Linked DNA regions of Homo sapiens: region 1 is linked to region 2. The links are chromatin contacts, found by Hi-C or POLR2A ChIA-PET in ENCODE. All regions are on one chromosome and are shown on one strand. The core of a region is the stretch at or near the end of the contact, and the rest is flanking DNA. Distances in the headings are between cores, read along the strand shown. Region 1 has its middle 9.9 kb from the start of IQCM. Region 2 overlaps IQCM (IQ motif containing M).

What was found. Hi-C counts contacts between places; a loop is a spot of excess contacts on that map. ChIA-PET counts read pairs that join two places held with the same protein, here RNA polymerase II (POLR2A). Pooled maps may share reads with other maps.
Region 1: a loop to region 2 is called in a map of mammary epithelial cell, with 2.5 times the contacts of the local background. The contact joins two enhancer-like sites. A Hi-C loop is called at or near these places in 3 of 168 maps with a recorded cell type or tissue (MCF 10A, PC-3 and mammary epithelial cell) and 1 of 50 pooled maps. POLR2A ChIA-PET finds 5 or more read pairs at or near these places in 3 of 52 experiments (H1, PC-9 and WTC11).

The regions. Positions count from the first base shown.
Region 1 is chr4:149,822,141-149,829,252 of GRCh38, reverse strand. No RefSeq gene overlaps it. Among named protein-coding and RNA genes, the nearest start is that of IQCM, 9.9 kb to the right of the region's middle. Within about 2 kb of position 5,397, at least 2 of the 41 ENCODE cell types and tissues checked have a DNase peak (open chromatin) inside an H3K27ac peak, as active enhancers do; they include mammary epithelial cell, where a contact is called at or near this core.
Region 2 is chr4:149,775,815-149,783,415 of GRCh38, reverse strand. All of the region lies in intron 2 of IQCM (IQ motif containing M), which reads left to right. Among named protein-coding and RNA genes, the nearest start is that of IQCM, 36 kb to the left of the region's middle. Within about 2 kb of position 2,040, at least 2 of the 41 ENCODE cell types and tissues checked have a DNase peak (open chromatin) inside an H3K27ac peak, as active enhancers do; they include mammary epithelial cell, where a contact is called at or near this core.

The DNA.
Region 1 (7,112 bases), core at 4,148-6,647, 42 kb before region 2:
ATTCAGTGCAACCCCTTTATTGTAAAGTGATGTTAATATCCTACCTGTTTCCTGAATTAAGAGGCTTTCCCTTATTTACCCAGTTAGTAGCATAGGTAGGTCTATCTAGTATGCCAGAGGTAAGAGAAAACAATGAATAGAGTTATGGATATAATTTATCGATATAAATAGAAATGACGGATACAAAATTTTTATTTAGTGAGCTTGTTTTTGCTTTTAAGGTCCTATTATTTAGTTCTTTTTCTAGCGCCTTCAGATTGTGCTATAGAGCAGTGCCACTAAAAGTCACTAAACACCATGTTTAAATTCAGCTAATTATTTATTAATTCCTTTTGTAGCAAGACTTTCTCAATGAAGAAAGCAGTGTTGATTCCCAGTGTAAGCTTCTATCTTCCCACTGTCCTGAAACAAAGAGTTCACACAAGAAACTTGCTGGTTCCTTGTTTGGTGGCACTGATATAGAGATGGTCATGGCCTGTAAGTGGGCACCCTTTCTAGGTTTACATCTATGCCTACTACTCTCCTTGGACATTTCTCACCCTGAGGCTCTTTTGTCTGCCTGCCATATTCACAAAACAAAATGTATTGTTACCTTCACCAGGTTCATTACATGCAGATAATTCTGTGTCCAATTCTCTTAAAATTTATATTTGCATCTTCACAAGAATGCCCTAGTAAGAGAAATGTTTTGAGACAGATGTCTTTTGATGGCAACTCTAATTCTATCAGACATTAACGAATACTGTGTGTATGTGTATTAGAATCAGAGAGAGAGAGATAGAGATGAGATGAGAATGAGAAATAGGTAGGCAGGCAAAAGGGATCATACTACTTCCAGCAAGAGTGTTCAGGCAGAGAGAGGGATGTGTGCAGGCTCCAGTACAACAAAGAGTTTGGTACCTTGCAGAATGGGGAGGAGTTTTACTGAAGCTGAGGCTAGAGTTCAAGGGGGGAAATGGGGCCTTGAAAGAGTAAACAGAAGGCAGATGGTACAGGACTTGTAAGCCAAATTAAGTAGTTTTGATTTCATCACAAAGACAATGGAAAGCCAGGGATGTAAATTGAACAGATTTAATAAAGACTATCTACCAGAAAGTTATTTCTACTATCCAAGGGTTTCTAGTCTTTTGCTACCTTGATCTTAAAAGTGACCTAGGAGAGCAGAACTAAATCATAATTATAAAGAAACTGAGGCAATACTATTTTCTAAATGTGTGAATGTTTGTGGAATGATGCCAAATTAAACAGAGGGATCAATCACAATTTCATACAAAAGGGGTATTTGGTTCAGAATCTAATAGCCAGGAAAATATCTAGGCATATGACCAGATCTTCTAGGCAAGAGAGAAAAGAAATAGTCTTTAAATTCCACTTAGAAAGCTAATGACTACATTAACTGCTATTAGCATTTGAATAAATAACCTTAGCCCTAACTAGAGCATGCACATTTGGAAAACAGTCTCAGTTTTAGAGAAGACTGCTGCTGGTTCAATTTTTGTTCTGCTGATGGAACAATCTGTTCCTGTTATGGTGCCCCGCTACCTCAGTGAAATAGAAGGATTGCAAGCTGTACAATTGGGAACCCAACAAAGTCAAGCTGTCCTGACTTTTCTAGTTTAGCCTTTGAATTGTCAACTTAGCCATAAACTGGGACATGTTTAACACAGGAGGAGGTCCATATTGCCACCCCAAAATGTGGAATGCTTATTACTTTTTCTAAATTTAATTAAACATATGATTGTTCTATGTAATATGAAAAAAGCGAGGCCAATGAATCAGAGGATGACTAAAATAGTACTATGGTGCTCTTTGATGTAAAATCATAGAGTTTACATAACTGAGTGGAATCTGGCAATGATAACTCCTGTCATTATTCAACTTTTAAAGAGTTAAATCCTAAAGTTTGACTCCCTCCTACTGTAGTTCACGTAGATAACAATCAATGAGAAAATTATTAACGTAAATTCTACTTAGTACTTTTCCCTGAAGCTGTTGGACAAGATTCTTTTCATATCATGAATGAATAAACAAGAACCTAGTATTTTATCCATGTCATCTCTTAGACTTTGAAAGGCAGGACATTTGAATTGTAAGTTAGAATAATATTTTTTTCAGGATTGTTTTTGGACATGTACAAGGTAAAAGTACTATTCAAATTACTTAAAAATAAATGTTAGGTATTTGATACAATGTTTTGAGATGCTTAGTTAAACTCCAAGGATTTCTTTGAATTTTTACATTAAGTTATCAAATTCTTTTCAAATGAGGTTTTGGGGGAGATTATCTTGGCTATACTGGCTTTGGTAATAATTCCATTCATTTAGTGTACTTTATTTCCTGTTTTTAAAAATACTAGTTTTGATTCTGAGAAAATTAAGAAAGCCAGTGTGGTAAAGTCAGTTTTCTTTTTATGTAAAAATAAAAAGTCTTACTAATTTTACAAACTAGTTCTGCATTCTAAGTGTGAGGTTACATTAAAAAAATTTTCAAAACCTGCATTTTTCTTTTCTTTTTTGGAGAGGTGCTTGTTAGGTCACAATTGGAACTCTCAGCAGTATTGCAGTTCTTTCTACACTATTCTTGAAAATAGAGGAAATTTCTGCACTTGATACAGAACAGAGGTATTGTAAGTATAAAAGTTGCAGGGTAAAAATATCATCATACTGTATTGAAGAACTGTGTTAAAATAAGAGTGGAGTAATGGGCCATAGAAGAGACATGTCTTCCAAGATTGACAAATGACTAGGAAGAGAACACTGAGGATAAGAAAGACTTTAGTGGACAATGAGTGTTTAGAATTAGCTACCTTTTCTGAGGACAGAGGAATAATGGTTGTAGATGAAAGGGATTTATTTTACTTTCGAGCTTATTCACTCTCATTTGAGTGGATGGTCTCTATGTCCTACCAGCTGTTTGCTTTTAAGAAGAAAATATCTATTATCTTTTGGCTTCATCACCATGATGAACACTAATTATGAATAGTTTAGGCAGACTGATAGTAGTTAAAGAATCCAGTAAACAGTCTTCCCCAAACTGAGATATTTGGGCAGTCTTCTTTTGATTTATCTTATTGTAGTGAACTAGTACTATTGCTTCTCAAGTTTTATCATTATTTAACATTTCTCCATACAGTCATGTCTTAATGCTTTTTGTCATTCTCATTCTTCTTCTCCTTAGGTAGTATACTTTCCTACAATACATATTTTAACATTTTTTTCTTTCCTTCTTGGTTCTTTCCCTATTAAACTTCTCGCAGTTTCTAATGTGTAGTATGTGCAAAGAGTGCTTAACTAGCTACCTCTGTACTTTAGACATGATCTTTACTCTCTCTAGCGCCTTCTTGACACATCTAGAATGTAAGGGGATGGACTAAAGCAGTGTATCTCAGTGAAGATTGTCATAAATTGGGTTCCATGGAAACAAACTGAGAGGGAGAGTTGAATGCAGAAGTTTTACTGGTGTGTGTTCATAAGAGATACTTTTATAATGAAGTTGAGAAGGCAGGATTGGGCAGAGGGGGAAGCTAACCTGCAATAGGATACCAATTGAGGCACTCAGTCAATCATACAAGGAGCTATAGGAATAGGAAGGCCCTGTGGAATTGTCCCAAGTTGAAGCAAAGGAGTCAGCCATTGTTTCCTGTATCAGCAGACATCACCCATGGGTACCACCTGGGAGGGGGAATAATAACCGTGGGCAAGGCAGGTCTCTGCAGCAATGCCTGATGAAAGACACAGCTATGATTCAGAAATGAGCAATATTCCCTGAAACTGGGAATGGGCAGCCTTGAAGAGAGGACCTGGGTAAAGCACCAGTTCTACTGCTGGTACTTTCGGCAGGGGAATTCTTTGTTATATGGAAATAATTCAGGCATTGCAGGCATGTGGCATCCCTGGCCCACCCACTAGGACCATCAAATACTCTCCAAAATTTAAAAGTAATCCTTAGGAACCTGTTTGAAAATCACTGGAAATAACTGGGCACAAAGATTGCTCATGTCTACTGCGGCTCTAACGTTGTTTCTGGATGTGTGAGTGTATTCTGTATTAGAGTACTAGCTGATTAAAGTTAGAAAAAAAATCTGGCAAGTGAATGAATCTATTGTGAATCAAATAATGCTGTGCTGGACTTATTTGTCTATAAATAGTTATGTGGAATTACTGGGTATAAGGGCATGAAGATTTTAAAAAGCGTTGCTTTATATTGCCCTGCAGAGCAGTTGGACCAATTTATACTCTCATTAGCAATCTAGCAATCATGTCCTTTTACTTTTTTCTCCCTATTAACTTGAATCTCTGTAAATTTCATTGATATTGTGGATGGGGTCCAGGAAGGGAGGTAAGAAAACGCGGCTTGTGTAACATGCTGCTATGCCTAGTTTTTTTTTTTTTGAGACGGAGTCTCGCTCTGTCACCCAGGCTGGAGTGCAGTGGCACGATCTTGGCTCACTGCAAGCTCCGTCTCCCGGGTTCACGCCATTCTCCTGCCTCAGCCTCTCCGAGTAGCTGGGACTACACGCGCCCGCCACCACGCCCTGCTATGCCTAGTTTTATTCAGTTTTCACTAATGCTTCCAAGGACCACTTTGACAACACAGGAAAGAGCCAGGCAAAAGAGAGCAGTAGAATTGATAGGCACTTATTTACAACCAATATTTAAGAAAAACCAGAGCACTTAAAAGAGGTAAGCCCAATTAGCTGGGCGTGGTGATGCCCGCCTGTAGTCCCAGCTTCTTGGGAGGCTGAGGCAGGAGAATCGCTTGAACCCGGGAGGCGGAGGTTGCAATGAGCCAAGACCACACTGCAACTGCACTATGGCCTGGTGACAGAGTGAGACTTTGTCTCAAAAAAATAAAAATATAAATTAAAAAAATAAAAAAATAAAAAAAAGATAAGCACTTATAGGGAAGAAAATGGAAATGTTTTAAATTTTGACCATAGAATTCAAATGCCTTTGAAGGCAACCTTTGTTTCCAACTTAATAGATTTAGATTAGTTCAACTCTATCCTTTTAATATCTATTAACAGTTCAAAAAGAAGTATCTGCTGTTAGCTTAGTCTTGTTCCCAAGAGGCCAGCTGGTGCTGGGTTTGGCAGCTTTTCTGGAGAAAGACTCAATGAGTGTGGAGACTGAAATAACATACTTGTTTTGAGACTGAATGCTTTCAGAACATGATCGGAGACTTTAAAAATTAATTCCAGAAGTAGCCAACTATCATCTACGAATAGAAGAACCTGTCTTCCACATTTACACAGAATCCTTGATGTGATTAATTTCAGAATCCTTTATTTTCCGTTGTTTATTTTTTTCTGTAACTATGATTCACCCTCTAAATAATTAATCTGTCATCGTATTTTAGTGTGTTGGTAGGCACCATGGCATTTTTCTACACATTGTTAGAAAATGAGTCAGCCAATCAACAGTGTGTGTTGGATACTAATATTACATCACCCATTTTAGTTTAAAAACAAATTGACCAGCAGACATTTACAATTTTACTTTGGAAAGGCTAAAATTATAAGGGTTAGAGCAAGTATTAGCTATACCCCTTGATTTTAGATTTTAGAAGCAATGAATCAATTATCTTAAATGTGAAAAAAATAATACTAGGAAGACTAGTCTATTTTAGTGCAGCTGCAAAAAGAGAAAAACAGTATTTCTCTGTAAAAACAGATTGGTTTTCTTTAATTAATGTTTATGAGCCTATTAAAGATGAATATTTTAATATAAATTATTTGGTTGTAAGAAGTTTAATTATTACAAAGACAAAACATGTTTATTAAAGAAAAATCAGGAAATATTGAAACAAAAGGAAGAAAATAATATTTATGATTCAACTATTCATAGACAACCATGTTAACCTTGGTTAATATTTTTCCAAACTATTTTCTTTTCTTTCTTTGGTTACACCTTTCCAGACTTAAAAATATGTATTTGATTACATAAATTGTATTATGCTATAAATAATTATCCCCTAGCCTGCTTTAATCAAGCAACACTATGCCAAGAACAGCTTTCTAAATATTAATCTACTTTACTTTTCTAAACAAATGAATAACATATCATAGTATGGAAATACCATAATTTGATCAACAAACTGAGGGACACTTATGTTGTTTGAAAGATGTCACCATTTTAACTAATTTTTCCATAAATGCCTTTCTACACAACTTATTGAATGCTTGTTAGATTAGTTCCTTAGAAACATCCCTAGCAGTAAAATTACTAGTTTGAAGGCACATATATTTTGATATTGTTGTAGATTGCTAGATTCCTTTCCAGAGAACTTCTACCTGTGTATTCCCTCATTGTCAATGAAATGAGTCCCAACTTCCCCAGCACTGGGCATTAATAATCATAATAATTTTTGACAGATAGGTGAAAAGTATCAGATTGTTGTTTTAATTGTTATCTTTTGCTCATCAATGAGATCAATCATCTTTTAATTACTGTCCATTTTCATTTATTTTATGAATTGTCTGTATGTCTTCTGATTTTTTAAAAACAATCTTCATCTTTTTAAATCAACAATTTGTACTTTATTAAAGATATGCTGCAAATGTTTTGCTCAAAATTTTTATATCTTTTGACTTTGTTTATGGTGTATTTTTTGAACAGAAGTTATAATTTTACATGTCAAAACTTTTAATATTTTCCTGTATGATTTTTGGCTTTTTAGTCATGCTTAGAAAGAACAGCCTCAAGATAAAAATATTCTAATTTTTAAAATACGCTATTGGATTTTTATACATAAAATTTTATTTTGGGGACAGGTATGGTGGTTCATGCATATAATGCCAGCACTTTGGGAATCCCAGGTAGGAGGATTGCTTGAACCCAGGAGTTTGAGAGCAGCCTGGTCAACAAAGAGAGACTTATCTCTACAAAAATTTAAAAAATTAGCCAGATGTGATAGTGCGTGCCTGAGTAGCCTGAGTCATAGCTACTCAGGAGGATGAAGTGGAAGGATTTCTTGAACCCAGCAGTTCAAAGTTGCAGTGAGCATGATTGTGCCACTGCACTTGAGCCTGGGCAACAGAGCAAGACTCTGTCTCTAACAATGACAACAACAATAACAATAAAAGCTACTTCCTCTGTAGTTTATTTTTTGTG
Region 2 (7,601 bases), core at 791-3,290:
AAATAGGGTGGTAATGGAGAAGGTAATAAGAAGTGGTCAGATTCTAGATATAATTTTGAGAGCGTTTGTTAATACTAAAGAATTACATGAGATATACAAGCAACATAGAAGATTCAAGAATTATGTGCAAGTTTTTAGCCTAAGAAAATTGAAGAAATGAATTGACATTTACTGAGATGAAGACTTGAATGAAGAATAGGTTTTATTGTGGGATGGCTGGAAAAAAGAATTCAGTTTTAGACTTGTTAAGTTAGGAAATGCTGGTTAGATAGCCAAGTGGAGATGTGGAGAAAGTAGTTAGATAGATGAATGTGGAGTACAGGGGAGAGTTCTGTACTATAGATATACATTTAAGAACCATCAGACAAGATGGAATTTAAAACAGTGAGACTGGATGAGATCACCAAAGAAGTAGGAATAGAGAATCAAAGCCATCTGAAGTCTGATATATGAAACACTCTAATGTTTAGAGGTGGAGAGATGAAGAGGAAACAGCAAGGAAGACTGAGAAGGAGTGTCCAGTGAGGGTGGAAGGTGAAAGAGAACCATGAGAGAGTAGAATCCTAGGAGCCAAGTGAGAAAAATGTTTCACATGATTATCATAAAATCTGTCTTCCTTCTGTATCACTAATTAGACTTCTAGCTAAGTCTATTCTATTCCTTGCTTTTTTAAAGGTATCAGTTACCTAATAATGTTAGATTCACAGTGGTTGATAGTGGTGTTTTTTTTTTTTTAAGTTCTGGATTCTTCCTTTTTCTTTTGAATCTTATTGTATTTCCCCCCACACCCACCCCCACTTTTTTTTTCTTTCTTTGAGACAGACTCTTGCTCTGACACCCAGACTGGAGTGCAGTGGCATGATCATAGCTCATTGCAGCCTGGGCTCAAGCAATCGTCCCACCTCAGCCTCTCAAATAGCTGGGACTATAGCTGTGTGCCACCACATCTGGCAAGTAAAAAAAAATTGTAGAGAGAGAGAGTCTCACTTTGTTTCCCAGATTGGTTGTTATATTTTCTTACCATCTTATTTTTGAGTTCTTGTTTTATTACATATTTAGTGTGAAAAATATTTTGGGAAAAATCTTTTTTATTTGCCTTATATTTTTCTTTCCTTTTTTTCCTCATAACTGAGTTCTTCATCTGTGCAATGATTGTTTCCAGTTTGCATGTATGTGTATATAAATAGTAGTAGTAAGAGTAGGATGTATATTTATTATCTTGCTTATGCATAACATGGGCAGAATGGGTAAATTTTTCTTGAATCATTTTCCACTGAATTTATAACTTATTTGCCCCTCTGGACTACAGTTTGAAGGCTAAGTATTGTTATTATTATTATTGTTGCTTGAGCAAATAAGTGTTAGGGCTGTTTATTGTCTTATTTGAGACACGGTCTCTTCTCTCTTTTCTGAGATTAAAAAAAAAATATTGTCTTACGCAGTCAGAATACATTATCTTTTTGTGGATGGATACCTTTAAACATCATATTGTTTCTCCTACTCAGTGTGTTTCCCCTAGCAGGTTTTTATGCTTTTGCCAAGATCTCAAATTCTTGGAGGTTTTTCATGACCTTTTCCTAGGCTGCCTACTTATTCCCTTAGTCTGCTTCTTTTCCAATGTATCAAGCATAGAATATTCTTACAGTTTTGTCAATTCATAATGTTTTGGCAGTTCACTAGTCTCCCTTTGAGGGGGATGCATTCCAAGACCCCCAGCAGATGTCTGAAACTGCAGAGAGTACTGAATCCTATATATACCATGTTTTTTCCTATATGTACCTATGATTAAGTTTAATTCATATGTTAGGCACAGAAAAAGATTAACAATAACTAATAATAAGACAGAACAACTATAACAATATACCAGCATCACTACTCTTGCACTTTGGGGCCATTATTAAGTAAAATAAAGGTTACTTGAACACAAGCGTTGTGATACCTTGACAGTTGATTTGATAAATGAGATGGCTATTAAATGACTAAGGGTGGGTAGCATAAACGTAGCATATATATGCTGGACAAATGGATGAGTCACATCCTGGGTGGGATGGAGTGGGACGGCATGAGATTTCATCATGCTACTCAAAACAGCATGCAATTTAAAACTTCTAAATTATTTATTTCTGGAATTATCTGTTTAATATTTTTGGACCATGGTTGACCATGGGTAACTGAAACCACAGAAAGCAAAACAATGGATAAGGACAATTACTGTATACAATAGTTCAGGGGCCTGCAGTGAAGATTGAAGCTACAACTTCATCATCCTTAGCTTTCTGCTTCTTCTTTTCTTGAAATAGGAATGTTTTCTAAAATCCAGGTTCTCAATCCTTTCTCTCTCTCTCACTTTCTACTTCTTTTATGTATTTAATGATTATATCTATATAAATAACTCTTAGAGGCTTATGTCTTTCCTGGACTTCTCTCATCATTACTTAAATTCACCATTTGAATGCCTATTATTTCCTTAAACTCAACATGTCTAAACCACTCATCTTCGCATGATACCTGGCACATGGGAAGTGAACAGTGCATTTAATACATTCCATTTTAATTCATCTGTCTCTTCACTATCTTAGGCTTTTAGTTCTTTGACTTGTCTTTTTAATCTAGCCCCATGTGCAACCATTTACTGGTTGTGGTGATGTTTCTTTGGAGTATTTTTCACCTCTAGACCTGCTCCCTACTCCCTTTGTCAAGGTATTTTAAATTCATTTCCACCCCTGCCCTGAAGAAATGAAATTTAGGAACGGTTTTTCTTTCTCATATATCTCTTTTCAGTACAATAAGCCTTTCTTGTTTACTTTTACCAGTAAGTTTCAGGGTAGCTCTATTTAAGGGTTTTCTTCTGTGGAAAAAAATATGTTTTATATATATATATATAACTTACATATTTTAAAGTTACTTCATTAAGGCTAAGGATTTCCTCATTGTTCATGTTGGGTTTCTGATGATGTCTTGGATGATGAGACTCTCTGTCTTGGTTGGTAGTCACTTTTGGCCAGTGTATTTTTTACCTGGGTTTTGAAATCTTCATGCAGAGAATTATTGAAGAATCATTTTGTTCCCTACTGTGAACTTTTGTTTTCAGGCTAATCCATCAAGACGTGTCAACAAAGAGATCATCCCTCTATGTGTTCCAGGGTCAAATGTGCAAAAGTTGGACAGTATTTATTTGTTCTAACGTGAGTTCCTTTTCCATAGAACTAAAAATAATTATAACATTTCTAATTACTCCTCACTTGTAGGGACTGTCTTCAACAATATGTTTCTAATGTTTATGCTGTAATATTTAATTGTGTCCTTTTCTAATTGACATAGACTTGATGGCTTAAATCGAACAAATATCTCATTGAAGCTAAGAATTTGCTATTTTGGATACATTCAGTAATTTGCATCTTTCCTTCAAATCCATTTGGATTGATATGACATACTCCCTGTCACTAGTGACAGCCATTAGATTTGGATTTTTCAGTGTTTCACCAATTTTGTGAAGTAATGAGGCAAAATGCAGTAAAAATTTAATTAGTTGCACAAACAGCGTAGTATAAGGATAGTGACCTTACAGCAACTGATTTGTTGCCTGGTAGCCAGTGCCAATTCAGGGTTTGAAAGTTGGCATAAAGTTGTCAAAACATATTTATGGGATATTCAAAAATCAAATGCATATTTGGAGACTCTGTACCAGAACCTTTTACCAATTGCCTTCTCTTAGGGAATGAATAGCTGCCTGCTCATTTAATACTGGTTCTATCTGATTTATTTTTCAGTTTTGACTCTCCAAACCTATTCTTACATTTTATATTTAGTCCATTATTCATTTTGAATTTTTTGTATAAGGTTTAGGTTGATGTTCACTTTTTGGTCTACAGATATCCATTTGTTCTAGTATCATTTATTGAAAAGGCTTACTTTCATTGAATTTTGCTTCTTTGTCAAAACCCAGCATATTGGTGTTTTGACAATTTCTGGGTGCTCTACTCTGTTTTATTGACCTATTTGTCTATGCCAATACAACACAGCCTTAGTCACTGTAGCTATAGAGTAAATCTTGAAATTGGATATACTTTAATTCTTCCCACTTTATTCATCTTTTTCAAAATACTTTAGCTATTCTAGTTCCTTGACTTTCATATGAATTTTAGAATAATCTTGTCTGTATCTATAAGAAATCTTGATAGGATTTGTATAGGAATTGTTTTAAACCTGTTAGTAGAGTGGATTACATTGCTGGGTTTTTGAATATGAAGCCAGCATTGAATCACTGGAATAAACTCTACTTGATCATGGTGTGTAATTTTTAAAATATTTGCTGAATTTTATTTCCTTCTATTTTGTTAAGAATTTTTGTGTATATTCATGATGAATATGAGTCCTTTAATTGTTTGTTTGGTATTATCCCTGTCTGGTTTTACTGGATTAGTAAAATGAACTTGGAAGTATTTCTCTTGTTCAGTATTCTAGAAGAGATTGTATAGAATTTGTGTTCATTCTTCTTTAATAATGTGGTAGTATTTACAGTGAAACCGTCTAGGTCTGGCAATTTCTTTTTCGAGAGTGTTAAAATTATCAGCTTTATTTATCTAATAATTATAAGGCTATTCAAAAATATCTGTTTCTTATTGGGTTAATTATGACAATTTATACTTTTTGAGGAATTTGTCTATTTCATTTGTTTTCATATTTGTGTATATAGAGCTGTTTTTAATATTTCCTTATTTTTTTGATGTCTGCAAATCTGTAGTGATACCCATTTCATTTCTAATATTAGTAATTTTTGTCTTCTCTCTTTTTATCCTTTGTCAGTCTTACTAGGGATTTCTCAATTGTATTAATCTTTTCAAATAATTGGGTTTTTGCTCTTATTTTTATTGCTCTTTTTCTAAGTTCTTGAAGGTGAAAACTCAAATTGTTAATTTAAACTTTTCCTCTTTTCTAATGTAAGCATTCAGTGCTATAAATTTCCCTCTTACTACTGCTTTAGCTTTGTTGCCCAAATTTTGATATGTTGTATATTAATTTTTCTTTTCTTTTTTTTTTAAGACAGAGCCTTGCTCTGTCTTCCAGGCTGGAGTGCAGTGGCGCCATCTCCGCTCACTGCAACCTCCGCCTCCCAGGTTCACGCCATTCTCCTGCCTCAGCCTCCTGAGTAGCTGGGACTACAGGCGCCTGCGACCACGCCTGGCTAATTTTTTGTATTTTTAGTAGAGATGGGGTTTCACCGTGTTAGCCAGGATGGTCTGGATCTCCTGACCTCGTGATCCACCCGCCTTGGCCTCCCAAAGTGCTGGGATTACAGGCGTGAGCCACCGCGCCCGGCCAATTCATTTTAATTTAACTGTGTTTTTTAAAATTTCCCTTGAGACTTTCTTTCTGACCCATAGATTACCTAGAAGTACATTGTTTAGTTTCCATGGGTTTGGAGATTTTCCTGTTCTTCAAGGTAGAGAGAATAGGCTTTGGTTTGGTTTGGGCCTTTTTTTTTGTTTTGTTTTTGGTCTGCATCTGTTGGTATTCTTGGATTGCTGACCTCTTTACTTCCAAGTCTGAGATATATGAAATGAAAAGAAAAGTTAGGGAACGCACCACTGCGTCAGTCCTTGGGTGCTGAGGTCCCTAGCTAGCGTGCCGCCTCCTCTTTACTTTCAGAGTCTTCCAATGCTTATTTTATATAATGCCCAGAGTTTTTAGTTGTACTTCGGGGAAAGAAAAGGGAAAATTACATCTACTCCGTTTTCTCAGAAGCAGAAGTTGGTATTTCCTTTATTTCTATATTCTTGAGGAGTACCATGCTTTTGGTCACGTATGCCTGTTATAGGCAAAATAGATGAAAGGTGTCAGGGAATAAATCTCAACACAACAATGAAATGAAAATTATTTTAATGTTACCAGCAGTTTTTCAAAGGGTGACATATAAATCTCATTGATAAATAAACTTGTTTCTCAGAGTTTGCTATCTTTTTAGAAATCCATTATAAAAGCTGAAAAACAGGCATATAAAATGGGCTGTACCAGGCTGTTAGAAAGCCAGTTATGAACCAGACGGTGTTCTAAAAACACATACGCATCCTTTTTATCATGGACATTTTTTCCCTTGTCTGCATTGAATGCTCTGAGAGTGAATGTCAATATTTATACATTCTTGAAGAGTAGAAGCAGAGACAAATTGGCAATTTTTATTTGGCCATAAATTTGCTGCCAGTGGTCAAAGATGAGGTGCAGAATTTCAGACAGTCTCTTTGTCCTGAAAGGAAAGATTTTAGTAAATCTTAGTGGTCATAGGTAGAAGAGAAATTATTGCTCTAATAGTAGCTTTGGAATTTGGAGAAATTTTCCAAACCAGGTACTTTAGAGGTGGGATGTTATATACTCTGTTCAAGAACATAAAAACCTTATACAACTGGAGCAGAGATCTATACAGAATGAGAAGCGGTCTGGAGGTGCCTGGAACTGATAGGATGAGGACCTTATCGACAGAAATTAGAAAAATTTCTGATTTAAAAAATATCTTAAATCTAGCATCTTATCAATTTTAAAAATTTTTAGTGATTTTTTATTATTATTTTATTATAGACTCTTGAATGTTCTATGTATATAATCTTATTAGCAAAAAAGATGTTTTTATGTCTTCTTAGCCATTCTTCATTTGTTACAACTTAAAAGACAATTTGAATAATAATGATGAGGAGGACATCCCTCTTTACATTTTAAAATTGTTTTAACTATTTTTTGTAAGTAATCTTTACATCATATAAAATGTTTCATTTTATTAATCTGCCCTTATTCATCCACAAATACATTTTACCGTCAAAATAGTAATACTTTCAAATTGGTAAATGTTTTCTCCCTATATCTTTATATGGATGTTATAATCAGAAGAACCATGTTTCTTTCAAGTTGTGATTATAGAATTTAGCTGTGTATCTTGTGGTTACAGTTATTGATGCAGCAATGTGTTATAGTGGAAAGATATTAGATTTGAAATTAGAAAACCTAAGTTCAAGCATTGAACCTAATATTTATTAGCTATGTGACCTTAGATTAGTCCTTTAGCTTCTCTGAGCCTCGGTTTTCCCATCTAAAAGTGGGGATAGTATTGTGTTATTGATCTCATATCTTTGTTTTCAGAAAGAAAATAGATTTTTGAAACAACTTAGTAAACTACAAAGCATTGTGTGCCATAGTTAGGGTGATTATATGTTCCAATTTTCCTTGGACATTTATGTCTGTTATCCTTGCTTGATTTCTTTTGCTTTCTAAATTTAAATTAAATTAAATTTTTTAGAGACACAGCCTTGCTGTGTCCCCAAGCTGAAGTGTAGTGGCATGATCAAAGTTCCTTGTAGCCTTAAACTCTTGTGTTCAAAAGATCCTCTCAAATTCTGGCTTAATTTGTAAGAGCACCTCTCCTAGTCTCAAAAGTGTCCTAGAGTGAATGATAAATTTTGTCATCTAAAATACAGTTATTATCTTTCTTATACATGTCATCCTGGGTAGATTGAAAACTGACTGAGGACAGGGATAGCTCTCCACCTTTGTGTTACCAACCCCACGTAGCTCAGCACCTTTCATTTAGGGCACTCTTAATCCTTGGATTAAGG